Regions from separate parts of the Homo sapiens genome. Here all the other regions are linked to region 1. The links are chromatin contacts, found by Hi-C or POLR2A ChIA-PET in ENCODE. All regions are on one chromosome and are shown on one strand. The core of a region is the stretch at or near the end of the contact, and the rest is flanking DNA. Distances in the headings are between cores, read along the strand shown.

Evidence for each region. Hi-C counts contacts between places; a loop is a spot of excess contacts on that map. ChIA-PET counts read pairs that join two places held with the same protein, here RNA polymerase II (POLR2A). Pooled maps may share reads with other maps.
Region 2: a map with no recorded cell type shows a loop between it and region 1 (1.9-fold over the local background). The contact joins two enhancer-like sites. A Hi-C loop is called at or near these places in 1 of 37 single-sample maps with no recorded cell type and 2 of 50 pooled maps. POLR2A ChIA-PET finds 5 or more read pairs at or near these places in 1 of 52 experiments (GM10248).
Region 3: a map of IMR-90 shows a loop between it and region 1 (2.3-fold over the local background). The contact joins two enhancer-like sites. A Hi-C loop is called at or near these places in 1 of 168 maps with a recorded cell type or tissue (IMR-90) and 4 of 50 pooled maps. POLR2A ChIA-PET finds 5 or more read pairs at or near these places in 1 of 52 experiments (A673).

The regions. Positions count from the first base shown.
Region 1 is chr5:138,639,599-138,643,714 of GRCh38, reverse strand. No RefSeq gene overlaps it. Among named protein-coding and RNA genes, the nearest start is that of HSPA9, 66 kb to the right of the region's middle. RefSeq lists enhancers at 1,621-1,700, 1,711-1,790, 1,360-1,913, 1,914-2,467. Within about 2 kb of position 1,719, at least 3 of the 41 ENCODE cell types and tissues checked have a DNase peak (open chromatin) inside an H3K27ac peak, as active enhancers do.
Region 2 is chr5:139,059,341-139,063,556 of GRCh38, reverse strand. The region is part of intron 3 of SIL1 (SIL1 nucleotide exchange factor); the gene reads left to right. Among named protein-coding and RNA genes, the nearest start is that of SIL1, 140 kb to the left of the region's middle. Within about 2 kb of position 2,141, at least 10 of the 41 ENCODE cell types and tissues checked have a DNase peak (open chromatin) inside an H3K27ac peak, as active enhancers do.
Region 3 is chr5:139,149,230-139,153,349 of GRCh38, reverse strand. The region is part of intron 1 of SIL1 (SIL1 nucleotide exchange factor); the gene reads left to right. Among named protein-coding and RNA genes, the nearest start is that of SIL1, 47 kb to the left of the region's middle. Within about 2 kb of position 2,774, at least 4 of the 41 ENCODE cell types and tissues checked have a DNase peak (open chromatin) inside an H3K27ac peak, as active enhancers do.

The sequences.
Region 1 (4,116 bases), core at 470-2,969:
GCTGTCCTGGGCCACATGTGGTCTTGGGTTGGCAAGTTTGCTCTGGGGGAACAGATGACTTGGTCAGATGGAAGGGTGTAGACATAGGGATGACTTGGGCATGTCCCAAGTACAAGTCCACAGACTCCAGACTTGGCCTGTGCCCTCAGCTCTGCTGGCAATGCCTTTGTTGGCAGCCCAGAGGTCCCATCCTCCACACCAGCCACCACACCCAGGACTGCTCCTCATCCTTTGGACAGAGAGAATTTGGAGGTGCTAGAAGCCAAAAAGCCAGCCTTTTCTTTTGGGGCTGTGTAACCTGATACAGGCATCGTACCCCCCACCCCATCCCCCTAAGCCAGTGCTCATGCAGGCCCTGTTACTGGAAGGAGAAACTCCCAAGTGTGGGAGGCTTTGGGGTGACAGGGTGGGGAGGAGGAAGCCCGAAGAAGACAACTGGGAAGAAAGTCCTAACAGTGTCAGCTCCAGGTAAGGAATGTGCTGCACCCTGCCGACCAGCTCAGTACTCTAGGCTCAGCCCATCCCCATCTGATGGGGCCAGGAAGAGTCACAGAGGACTGTGAGATCTGGGAGAAAGAGAGAAAGCCATTTTTTTTTTCATGATGAAGAAGGTGGTGAGCAGGTCATGGGCAATAGCAACACAGATTAACCTGGGAAAAAGTTCTGAAGAAAATTGGGACATTCAGCTCTGCCAAGACAGTCAGACCAGGGTGAGCTACTGGGGGCTGGCAAATGGTCAGGGGTTACACTGTCCCCAGCCTAGGACCCAGCCAGCCTTGGCCGTGGCCCCAGACAAAGACTTGCCCCACTTGCTGATCTCCCAGAGGCAGAGGCCAGATTCCTTCCAGCCCAGGGAGTCTCTGGACAAGTCATAAAAGTGTTTCCTCCAAGTCTCTGTCTGGTCCTGCTAGAAAAAAATTGTCCATCTGTCAGTCTGCAGGTGAGTGGGGCTGGGTGCCGTGACTTACGCCTGTAATCCCAGCACTTTGGGAGGCTGAGGCAGGAGGATTGCTCAAGACCAGGAGCTCGAGACCACTTAAGCAACATAGACCCCACCTCTACAAATAAAAATGTAAAAATTAACCAGGTGTAATGGTGCGTATTTGTAATCCTAGTTATTAGGGAGGCTAAGGTGAGAGGATGGCTTGAGCCCAGGAGTTTGAGGCTGCAGTGAGCCATAATCGTGCCACTGCAAGCTTGGATGACATAGTGAGACACTATCCCTTTTTTTTTTATGGTGTGGGGGGATGGAGTTTCACTCTTTCGCCCAGGCTGGAGTGAAGTGGCGTGATCTCAGCTCACTGCACCCTCCGCCCGCCAGGTTCAAGCGATTATCCAGCCTCAGCATCCCAAGTAGCTGGGATTATAGGTGCCTGCCATCATGCCTGGCTAATTTTGTACTTTTAGTAGAGACGGGGTTTCGCCACGTTGGCCAGGCTGGTCTGGAAATCCTGACCTCCAGTGATCCACCCGCCTTGGCCTCCCAAAGTGCTGAGATTACAGGCGTGAGCCACCACCCCCTATCTCTTAAGAAAGGCCGACGCTATCTCTTAAGAAAGAAAGCAAAGGAAGAAAGAGAACGAGGTGACCGCACCAGTCACCTTCAGATTGATGGATGAACAGACAAAATTTCCGATGTTCCCTGAGCCAGGGCTAAGGCATCAGCCCAGAATCCTCTTCTCGGATGACTCAGGAGCGCCCCCTTCTGTCTGGTTTGGCTGAAACCAGTGTGGGGGGCGGGGAGAAAGAATGATTAAAGTAGATTCTAATCACAATGCCCAAAGACAGCCGCTGCAGGAGCAGGCCCTACCAGAAGGGTCCTCACTTTAGGCTGCCCCCCGATACTGCCACAGCCTGAATCAGAGCTGGACTTCCTCAAGGGGGATCAGGGACCAAGGAGGAGAATGTCTAAAGCGCAGTCGACCTGAGAGGACGCCTAGGCTGTCATACCTGGGCCTGGCAGCCTGGCCTCTGGGCACATGCCTAGAGCTCTGGAGGCCATCCAGCCTGCAGATGTCCCCAGCTTCATGAGAAAAGTCATGGTCTGTGTAGAAAGACCAGGCTCTTCCTCTGAGCCTAAGAAAGAAAGGGCTGAGACAGTCAATTATCTCAGGGCTATGAGTGTGTTGTCGGGGGATCAGCCAGCCATGGGAAGCACAAGAGGGGAGATGCTGCTTCTCCCCAGCAACTGCCCCCAGAGCCAATGAGACATGTTTCCCAAAGGACCTCCAGCTTCCTGTGTACAGGTGCAGAAGAGACCCGCAGACTCCTCTGGTGTTTAGTTCTAACATTCCATAACCTACAGGATTCTCTCTCCTGGACCATCTGCAGCTGCCCTTTCCCAGTTTATTCGTTAGTCTGATTTTTTTAAATTAATTAATTTATTTATTTGCCATATAGAGTCCACATTGGATCTTCAGTCTGATTTAAATCCATCTTGCTGCATCTGAATGACAGCTAGAAGAGAGGGAGGGGGAAAGCAAAGGGGATGCTGAGAAACTGAGGAGGAGAAAGACAAAACAAGGAGAAGGAGTGGAGAGAGAACTGAAGGAGTGGAGAGAGGAAGACCCGAGCAAGTACCTGAGAGGAGCCATCTGCCCGGTGGAGAACAGCTTCTGCATTGTCCCTAGTCACTCTCCCTGTCAACACTTCATAGCTGCAAGTCCATGCTCGCACTACATGTAGGCGTGGACACACACACATACACACACACATCACATACTTAGGCTGTGGAGAAGGCCTGGCTGTGTGTGGGGCTTGAGGGGCAGTCTGCCCCCTCCTGAATACTTATCTTCTCCTCCTCACACCTCCCCACCCCTCAGCCTTCCAGCACTAGTTCTTTGTGCTTTCAAAGCAGCTCCCTCCCAGAATGCTACCTCCAGGAAGTGCTGAGCTGAGAGAATGGGGGAATGGAAGGAAGGGGAGCTAGTCCTCTTCCCCCGACAGCACTGCTCCATCAAACAGCACCCCCTCCTCCCCTCACCTCCACCTCTTTCATCACTGCCACTGACAGCTGCAAAATCAGCCCTCCTCATCCTGAGCAGTGGACTGCGGGGATGTGTCCGTCTATTTCCTATCCACTTCCTGGGGCAGAAGACAGCTGGGGACGGAGGTAGAGAAGCAGCATCCCCATCCGTGCCAATACCGTCTCCCTCCCTTCCCCCATAAGTAAAGAAAGTCCTCCAGCCAGGCCCTAGAAGTAGCGTGCAGTCACCCCAGCTTTCTAAAATCCCTGTCCACAATGCCCCCGGCCCTGTCCTCCCAAGGTAGACTCTATTTCTCAGACCTTGGAAAGTCGCTCTAGGATATCTCACCCTGAAAGACAGATCCACTCTTGGAATGCTGGGAGACAGTGATGGATTCGCCCACACACTAGCAACCTACTTCCATTAACTTCTATGTCCAAATAATTTCTTTAAATCACAAGGATGAAGCTGGGGAGGGGAAGGCAAGCCTGTGACATCAATCTCCAGCAGGGATTCCTCCTTCAAACCTGGCCAGGGCAAAGCAGGAAAAATACCCAGCACATTCTTCTGGGACAAAACTATGGAAATGAGCCCCCACCCCACCCCGCCACCCACAGTGCCTCTTCTCACCTAAGTTCTTGGCCACCCTCTCCCTTGGTTCTGTGGAAAGACAGCACAGATAGAGGCTTTTCCACCCCTTCCTGGAGGTTTCAGGGCTCCGGCTGCTCCTTGGCAAGGTGCGGGCTGCCTCCTGGGGCATCCCAACCCCCCTAGCAGCCAAGAGAGCATCTCCTGCATGACCAGTGCCCAGGGTGACAGAAAGGGCAGGGCATGAGAAGGATAACTAAAAGCTAAGAGCTGTACCTCAGCTACCAATTTACCATTCCTTCTCAAATTACCCCAATTACTGCCCTCATTTTACAAAGGAGGAAGTGGAGACTTAGAGGGTCTAACTTGTACAAAGCTAGCTGCTAGAAAGGGACAGATCCGAGTCAAGCACAGGTCTTCCATCTCCAAAGTCTGCCTTTAGGGAGATCATGTCCTGGTAGGGAGGGGGGAGCAGGAAGCAGGTGACATTTCAATTGCTTAGTGTTCCCATCTACCCTTGGCTCTGGAACACAGGTTCATCAGCTCAGACCTACTGTTCTAG
Region 2 (4,216 bases), core at 892-3,391, 420 kb before region 1:
TCCAAGTGGGATTAGAGAGCCGGAAGAGCTATAGCCATGCTGTGGTATACTCCCAACTGCCTGACCTTTGGTTTCTTGGAGGAACATGGGAGACATTGAGGGTAGAGATCAAAGGGGAGTGGAGGCATCAACTAGCTAGGAAACAGGTGTGAGATGCCCAGGATGGGTCTCCACATGAAAGTGGCCCCCTTTAGCCCCAGTTTTCTTTATTCCATCCCTGGATTTATTAAATTTGGGGGCTGTGGTAGGCCCCCTAGGCTGGTGGAAGGAGTGAGTAACTGCACATGCTTAAAGGTCTGATGCTTTTCTCAGTAGGAGGGCTGGCAGGGCCACAACAAGATTCCTAGTTTTTCTGGTCAAAATACTATCATCCTTTACTGCTGTCTCAATCTTCATTTCCTACCCATTCCTCTGGGTCAGGGTTTATTATGTCTGATTAGGACAATGATAACAGCCTGCCAAGTGGCCTCCCTGCTTCTTGTCTGCCTGTTTTATATGCTGAGCTCCAGGTGCTTCATATGGAGTTCCTCATTGCTTGCTTGAAAGCTGTTCTCTGGACTTGGAAATCTAAGTGTTGCTACTTCTCTCCCCATTTATGTCATACTTCTCAATGGCAGGCATTGGTCTTGTTCACTTCCCAGTATACTTCCCAGTGCCCAACACAGCAGTGGCCCTTTGTGGGCACATGGTAAGCTGTGGCAGAAGGAATGCCTGGAAAAGAGCAGACTCTTGCCCAGTCCTCAGGAGATGCTTGTGGACTAGCCACTTATGGAAAGAGGCTCACCATGTCCTAAATGTGGTTACTTTGAGCCTTGTGCTGATGATGGTTCAAGGTACCTCTCTCACTAGAACACAGGAAATCTAAGTAGCATTGATAGTCCTTGTCTGTGGAAAGCGTTACTCTTGTGAATTCTGTGTAGAATGGTTGGTCACCAGCTGTAGTTTGTCCTCCTTGAGGACTGGAAAGGAGACATGGGTTAGGGTGCTGTGGATGAGATTTTGGAGGGTAGTGGGGTAGTGGTGCAAGGGTATGGTGGGAGCTGTCAGGGTAGCTGTTCCCTGGGGGAAACTGGCGTCTTTTTTTCTGAGCGGCTTTCATGCAGCTTGGGGATTTCTACCCTTGCCTGGAAGCCATGCTGGGTAACTCTTCTAAGACCCGGCCCAGATTCTAGATTCTCTGTGATTCAGAGTAAAAATACATTTGGAGAATATTCCTATTTTTCTCAGTTTGTCATTGTTTAGTCCTTCTAAAAAATACATAAATATGACTATGATCCAGAATGGCTCATTATGTATTTTGCTGTTTAAAAAAAAGGTCTCCATTTTTGGTTCCCTTAAAAACACAATAACATTAAGTGTTGTTTCAGGGTTCAGCACCCTAGAGAGGTTTGTGCACGTTATTTGTTACTGGTTCCGTTCAAGTCCTGGAGACAGGATAGATGCTCATTTGTGTAAGGCAGGGATCTTGCCAAGACTTGTTCGGGGGTTTTGAATAAAGAAGCAGGAGGAGAGGGCTTTAGTAGTCATGGCAACTGGGCCTGTAAAGCCTCAGCTCTGACCAGCCCTATTAGGAGCTTGGAGGCCCCAGCGAGGTGAGTGGCATTGCTTCCTGTTCTATATTTTTGTATTCCTTTTGGTCTGGGGAAGAGGGAGCTGGCATTCAAGCTGACCTTTATGGAGGCCTACTGTGTGCCTTGAGCTGAGCTTGAGCTGTGGGCACCAATAATTGGTTCCTGCCCTTCAGAAACTCAGCATAACCGGGAGTTTTTACTCTTAACACCTACCTGTAGGACTTGACAAATAAGCTGTCTTTGCTTCATCCGGGTTGACATTTACCTTTTTGGGTTGTTTTTGGGACTGCTTTTTCTGGTGTACTTTTTATTTCTTCTGAGCACTGACACAGTTCTTTTTTCATTTGTTCTTCACAACAATGTAGCACATTAGGGAAAACAGACACGATAAATTCTTTTCAGTTGACACATAAGGGCATGAAGATTCAGAAACATAAAGGAATTTGGCTAGAGTCACCCAGCCAACAAAGATAGCCAAGTGAGGAGCAGAGTCCCAGGGCTTGCGGCATGGCCAGCCGGGGCAGCCTCTGGCTTTCTGCCATTGTGTCCACGTATGACTGGAAGTCCCTGGAGCAGGAAGTTTCCAGGCAGGAGCCTATGGAGGACATCCTGTCCTTTTCACCCCTCCTGAAGTCCCATAACTACCAAAGCTCTTAATGCCAAGGCAGACCCAAGAGCACCATGCATTCATTCCAGTTGGCCTGTCTTCGTTGAAGCAGGGCAGCCAGGCTCCACAGCAACCTCACTGTGGGCACCACCTGAGCAGGCCCTGTCACTGGGAGTCCAGGAGGGACAAGTTTCTAAGCACTGGACACTGGGATGAGTTGGGGCAAAGACAGAGCCAGGTATAATTTGTTAATAGGTAAAACTATCATTTCAGCAGTTACAAACTGGCCATATGTTTTGTTTGCCTTTTCTGTATTTAAGGTGGAATACTTTTAGAAGGGGCATTTTTCACAGCCCTCACCATTCATGTTTTCTTACAGATGAACCTCCTCACTCTCTTGCCTCCTGCCTCCTGTGGGCATTTGACATGGCTCCTACCTCCTGATCACTATTTCTTACCTGTCCTTCTGCCAGGGTTCCTCTTGTCCTGGTGCTTCATGGCCTCAGGCTTCCTAGGCTAATTTTCCCCTTCCTAACGTTCCAAGAACTTCATTCCTGGGTCTGTGTCTAGGCCCTGAGCCTTAGTTCTCTTTCCTGGCCCCTAGAAATATTTACTGTCACATTGAACTGTGTCTGATAGACTAATTGCTGTTCAAGGATTTAAAAAGAGATGGTGGAGGAATATATTTCTACAACCACTTTATCGAGATATAATTTATATACTATCCAATTCACCTATTTAAAGTGTACAATGGGAATAATTCTCAAATGTCCTAGGGAAGATTGGTAGAATGGAGAGGTGGTTTCTAGGCTATGGTGTTTTATGGACCAGAAAAACTTAAAAAAAAAAAAAAAATTGGAGGACTAAGGCCAACTTTTTATTTTGCTGAGTTAAGGGCCTTAACATGGAAACAACACACTATCTACTATCATTATCTCATCTTTTAAAAGGACATTTTAACACAAAAAAGCAACTATATAATTTCAGAAAAAACTGTTATTTATATTGGGCACTTTTAATTTCTTGTTTCGGGACCATTGGAATGAATGCCACAATAAACACCTCAAATCCTGGTGGCTTAAAAAAACAGTAACTATACAAAAAAAAAGTATGTAAGAGAACAGAACACTGTTCTTTTTTATAGCTCCGACTCTTAGAACCACAGTAATAGTTCACATACTCTTCATAGGCTCACCAAATAAACAGTTAAGCCAATCAGGATATGGAGGGGCAGGAGCCATAAAATGGAATACAAATACTAACAAATGAACCAAGTATTACTAATTAATAACATAACCTTAATGAATTGGACAGGGAAGAACTAACCCAAGTGACTTTGTGAAGCAATATTTTGACCAGGTACTGTAAAGCTAAAAACAGAACTGTACATACATGCTGTAATCTAGTTTGGTAAATGTATTTCTCACAGGGATATGGGTTAACAGTTTTGAAACTAGTTTATTTGTATACTAGAACAAAAATATATTGTAGATAATAAGAGCAGGTTTCTCAGTGTTAGAGAAAGAAGTTATAAATAAGTAAAGTGAGAAGACAAATGAGCCCGTGTATTAGATTGGAATCTGAACTATCAGTATAAACTTGTAGTTTTAAAAATATATACAGATAAATAGATATAGAAATATAGATGTGTGGATATATACACACAACAATAATATAGCAAGAAATATAGGTGTGTGCATGTATATAGATGTCTGTATGTATATATATTGTACATCTGTTGATGTCCTCTTTTGTTACTTTTGGCACAGATTATTAGAGAAAGTGAACTCAGTGTCCCTTAAACATTAATGATTGATGATTACATGGAGGGCCTGAATGTTATTCTAAATCATATATGTATATGTGGTTTAGAATATATGTAATATAATATTCTAAGCTGTATATATTAGTTTCCATGCTGCTAATAAAGACATACCTGAGACTGGGTAATTTATAAAGGAAAGAGGTTTAATGGACTCACAGTTCCACATGGCCGGTGGGGCCTTACAATCATGGTGGAAGGTGAATGAGTAGCAAA
Region 3 (4,120 bases), core at 1,525-4,024, 510 kb before region 1:
GAGAAGTACAGGTGCTCTGGCAGCACTGAATTTGCTGTAGTGGGGAGGGTTGGGGAAGGCCTCAAAGCGGAAGTGTCTTTTAAGCTGTAGCCTTTAGGATGAGTAGGAATTTGTCAGATAAAGAGGAGGGGAAATGGCATTCCAAGCAGAGGGAATGACATGTGCAAAAGCCTGGAGGTGGGAGACGAGATGTCTTCAGCATTGTAAGAAATGTTGTATAAGACCAACTCTAGGCCAGGTGCGGTGGCTCACGCCTGTAATCCCAGCACTTTGGGAGGCCAAGGGGGGCGGATCACCTAAGGTCAGGAGTTCAAGACCAGCCTGACCAACATGGAGAAACCCCGTCTCTACTAAAAATACAAAATTAGCCGGGCGTGGTGGCATATGCCTGTAATCCCAGCTACTTGGGAAGCCGAGGCAGGAGAATCCCTTGAACCTGGGATGCAGAGGTTGCGGTGAGCTGAGATCGCGCCATTGCACTCACTCTAGCCTGGGCAACAAGAGCAAAACTCCATCTCAATAGGCAGGGAGAGGAAAGAGATGAAGCTGCTGATGTTGATCAGGGCTGGATGGTGGCAGGTTGCGAGTATGGAATTTGGCCTTTATTCTGAGGGTCCTGGAAAACCATTGAATGGTTTCAAGCAGGGAAGGATAGGGTCAGATTCATGGTCTGGCTATAGAGTAATCCCTCTACATTCTTTTTTTTTTTCTTTTCTTTTTTTTTTTCCCAAGATGTTGTCTCACTCTATCACCCAGGCTGGAGTGTAGTGGCATGATCTCGGCTCACTGCAACCTCTGCCTCCTGGGTTCAAGGGATTCTCCTGCCTCAGCCTGCCGAGTAGCTGGGATTACAGGCACCCTCCACCATGCCCGGCTAATTTTTGTATTTTTAGTAGAGGTGGGGTTTCACCATGTTGGCCAGGCTGGTCTCGAACTCCTGACCTCAGGCAGTCCACCTGCCTCGGCCTCCTAAAGTGCTGGGATTACAGGTGTGAGCCACTGTGCCTGGCCAATCCCTCTACATTCTAAATAAACATTTAATCAAGATGTATACTTGTAATTTGCTGATCTTTTACCCCAGGATACTTTGACGTTGCATTAAAGCCTGACCATTTACTCCAAATCACTGTCTGAGCATAGGAACCTGAAGAATTGTGTGGAGAGCGTGGCCTGCCGCAGGCCTGAGTCCCTGGTGTTTGATCTTAGACGCACGGCCCAAGGCACCATTGCCGAGCCTGCGGTGTTCAGGGCTGCTGCTCCCACCTCTGCTGCAGCTCTGCCTGCTCTCACCTCAGAGCCTCTTTGCAGCAGCTTAAAATTCCTCAGCCACTGCACCTTCTTCTGCTCCATGCTCTCTACAAATTGAAATTTTTTATGACAATGTTGTATCAATTGGAAAAGTTTTGGAAAGTAGGATTGAGAAATAAAGACTTCTTTGCCTTTTCTCCCTGCAAGGGAATTTGAAAAATATAGAAATTCTAAGTTACATGTTAAATATCCTTGGGGTTTCCTTTCCTTCTCTTTTGAAAGTTTTTTTTTCCATTAACCAAATATCCGACAGAAATGCTTGTGGGAAGATAATTCCTTTTGGCTAGAGCTTATACTCCACATTGTGAGCTTTTTAATTTTCTTTCCTTGGTGGTGGGTTGGGACCCAACTGTGCAGTTGCGGGAGCTCATCACAGTCCTGTTGCTGGGCAAGTTCTCCCTGTGAATCTGTGTTTTCCCCTTGTACCTACCTAATGAAAGCCAAATTAGATAAATTTTTAATCAAGGAGATGAATGATGAGTTTTTCCTTAGAAAAGAAACCACAAGGCCCCACAGTACTGGATACAATAAAATGTGAAGTTTTTGTTTGCATGTATGCTGTTTGGCATGGCTTTAATGTCAGAAAAACAGGAGGTGTTGTTAAAGTAGCATTTGGAAAGACAGCATTCCAGACAGATAGTGTGTTTTTCTCCCCAGTCGTTCTTCTCTTTCACAGTTGATGCATGCCTGTGTGTTCCCAGCACCTTGCACTAGTACACGGTAGGTGCTTGGAGATATCTGAATGAATGAAAAGGAGAGTTTTGAGCAGGGTCTTCTTTTTCTCCTGTTGCCCCCTTCCTCTGTCCTCAGTCTATTTGTTCATTTCTTCATTCATTCAACATATATTTTTTCTTTCTAGGCTGGTGTGGGGGCCAATGGTTGGGAATGGGGTAAAGGGAAGGTTTCCATTGAGTTGAGGCTGGGAGGCATAGTCAGATCTCTCCTTCTTCTTCAATACCTATTTTGTCCTTTATTTTGGAAAATGTTCAAGGTATTATCAATACCAGCATCCTCCTCCTGAAAATTGCTGCCTTCTACCTGCTTTCACCAAATGGTTTTCCTTATGCCAAGGGAGGGTGGCAGAGGGAGTAGGGATGAAGCCTCTTCAACTCAGGGGCTGTGTAGGTATGTCTCCGTGCACTGTGAGTGGTGGGGCTGTGGGGAGCCAAGCTTGCCTTGCCTGGGATATAATTCCCATAATTGAAGGCTTGGCTTTGGGCTAGGCTCCCAAAGTGTTGACATTTCCGGAGGACTCACGCCAGCACCAGACCTTCCCCGCAGCCCACGTTCTAGCTTGTTACTGCTATTGAATAGGCTCCCTGAGTGCCTCTCTTCAACCGAAGAAGAAAGTGGCTTTTATTGAGAGCCTTTAGGAGGGGTTCAGGAGACTGGATATTGGGTATTCCAGAAACCCTGAGTTGAGCAAATGAGAGATTCGTCAAAGCCATGTGCCTTTGGCTTCCTCATTTTGCTGCTCTGCTTGGGTCTGGCTTGATTGACAGCTTGCGACGGTTGCTCCTACCTGAGAAGTGGGGAGTGGCTATAATAATTTGGGCATGAGAACAGGAGCATAGGGGGAGGGACATATTTAGTAGATAAAATTGACAATAGTTGATGATGGCTGAGTAGGGGATAGAAGACAGGGAAGGGAGAGGAGGGATTGAGAGCTCTTGGGTTTCCAGCGTGTGCAGTAGAACTAGGCAGTCCTGGAGGAGGATGAGACGTGTGGAGGGAAGAGCAGGAGCTGAGCTTTGGACTTCTTAAGTGTGGAACATACAAGAGGAGAGTACAGCAGGCATATCACCCAGAAGAGATGGCAGGAAGACTACCTAAAATCTCAGGCTGCTTTTCTGTTGAAGTTATCCGCTGGGGTTTAGGCCACTATGGGTAGATAATACAGTCCAAATCAAATTCTGTTTACTGGCTCCTTCTATTAAGTGAAGTAGAAGTTGAGAGTTTGCAAGAGCTAACAAACCACTGAGCTGCCAGGAATGAATTCATAATCAGAGGTCACAAACTGTGGTGACTGTGTTATGCAAGTTGCAGGCTTATAGCAGGCTTCCTTCTCCCTTCTCTTATCTCTCATTCACCATGGGGAAGTTCTAAAAAGGAGAGATTTGCTAAGACAGTGCAGTGAGCTATGTGTTTGAACTCTATCTAACCTGTCTGGCAAGGAGGTCTTGTATATCATCATGCTACTCTCCATAAGCCCTTTGCTCCAGCATATATTGTTGAAATTAATGCATGTTCCTAGTTTCATGCCTCCAGGCCTTTAAAAAACCACTCTTGTCCTGCCTAGGATGCCTTTCTTATTGTCTTTGTTTCTGTAATTCCTTTTCCTCTTTTAATCATCAAAGCTCACCTCTTCTAGGAAGTCCTCCCTGACCCCATCTCCTGAATGAGACGTCTGTTGTCTTCTGCCTCAGAGTCATCTCTGTCAGGGCTCTTTTCAACTCAGTGTTTGCTGTAATTGCCGATTTTCCCATCTGGTATCTGTTCTCCTTAAGAGTGTGTATTGCCAATCTATCTCCATTGCCTGTGTGGAAGCTCCTGGAGGACAGGACCCCTATTTGTATCTGCAGCACCTGGCACATGTCTGGATTGCAGCAGGTCTCAAACAAATATGTGTGGAAGGATGAATAATCTTCTGTTTGGATGTGTTTGGGGTGGCAACTTGTTGTATGGTCCCTAGTAGGCAGTATGGGTTTATTCATCTTTTCGTAGAGCACAAATATTTGCTCTTTTGGTAGCTGTCCTGTATGGGAGAATGAAAAATGTTTTTGCAAAAATATATTTTTCCAGATTGGCGTGA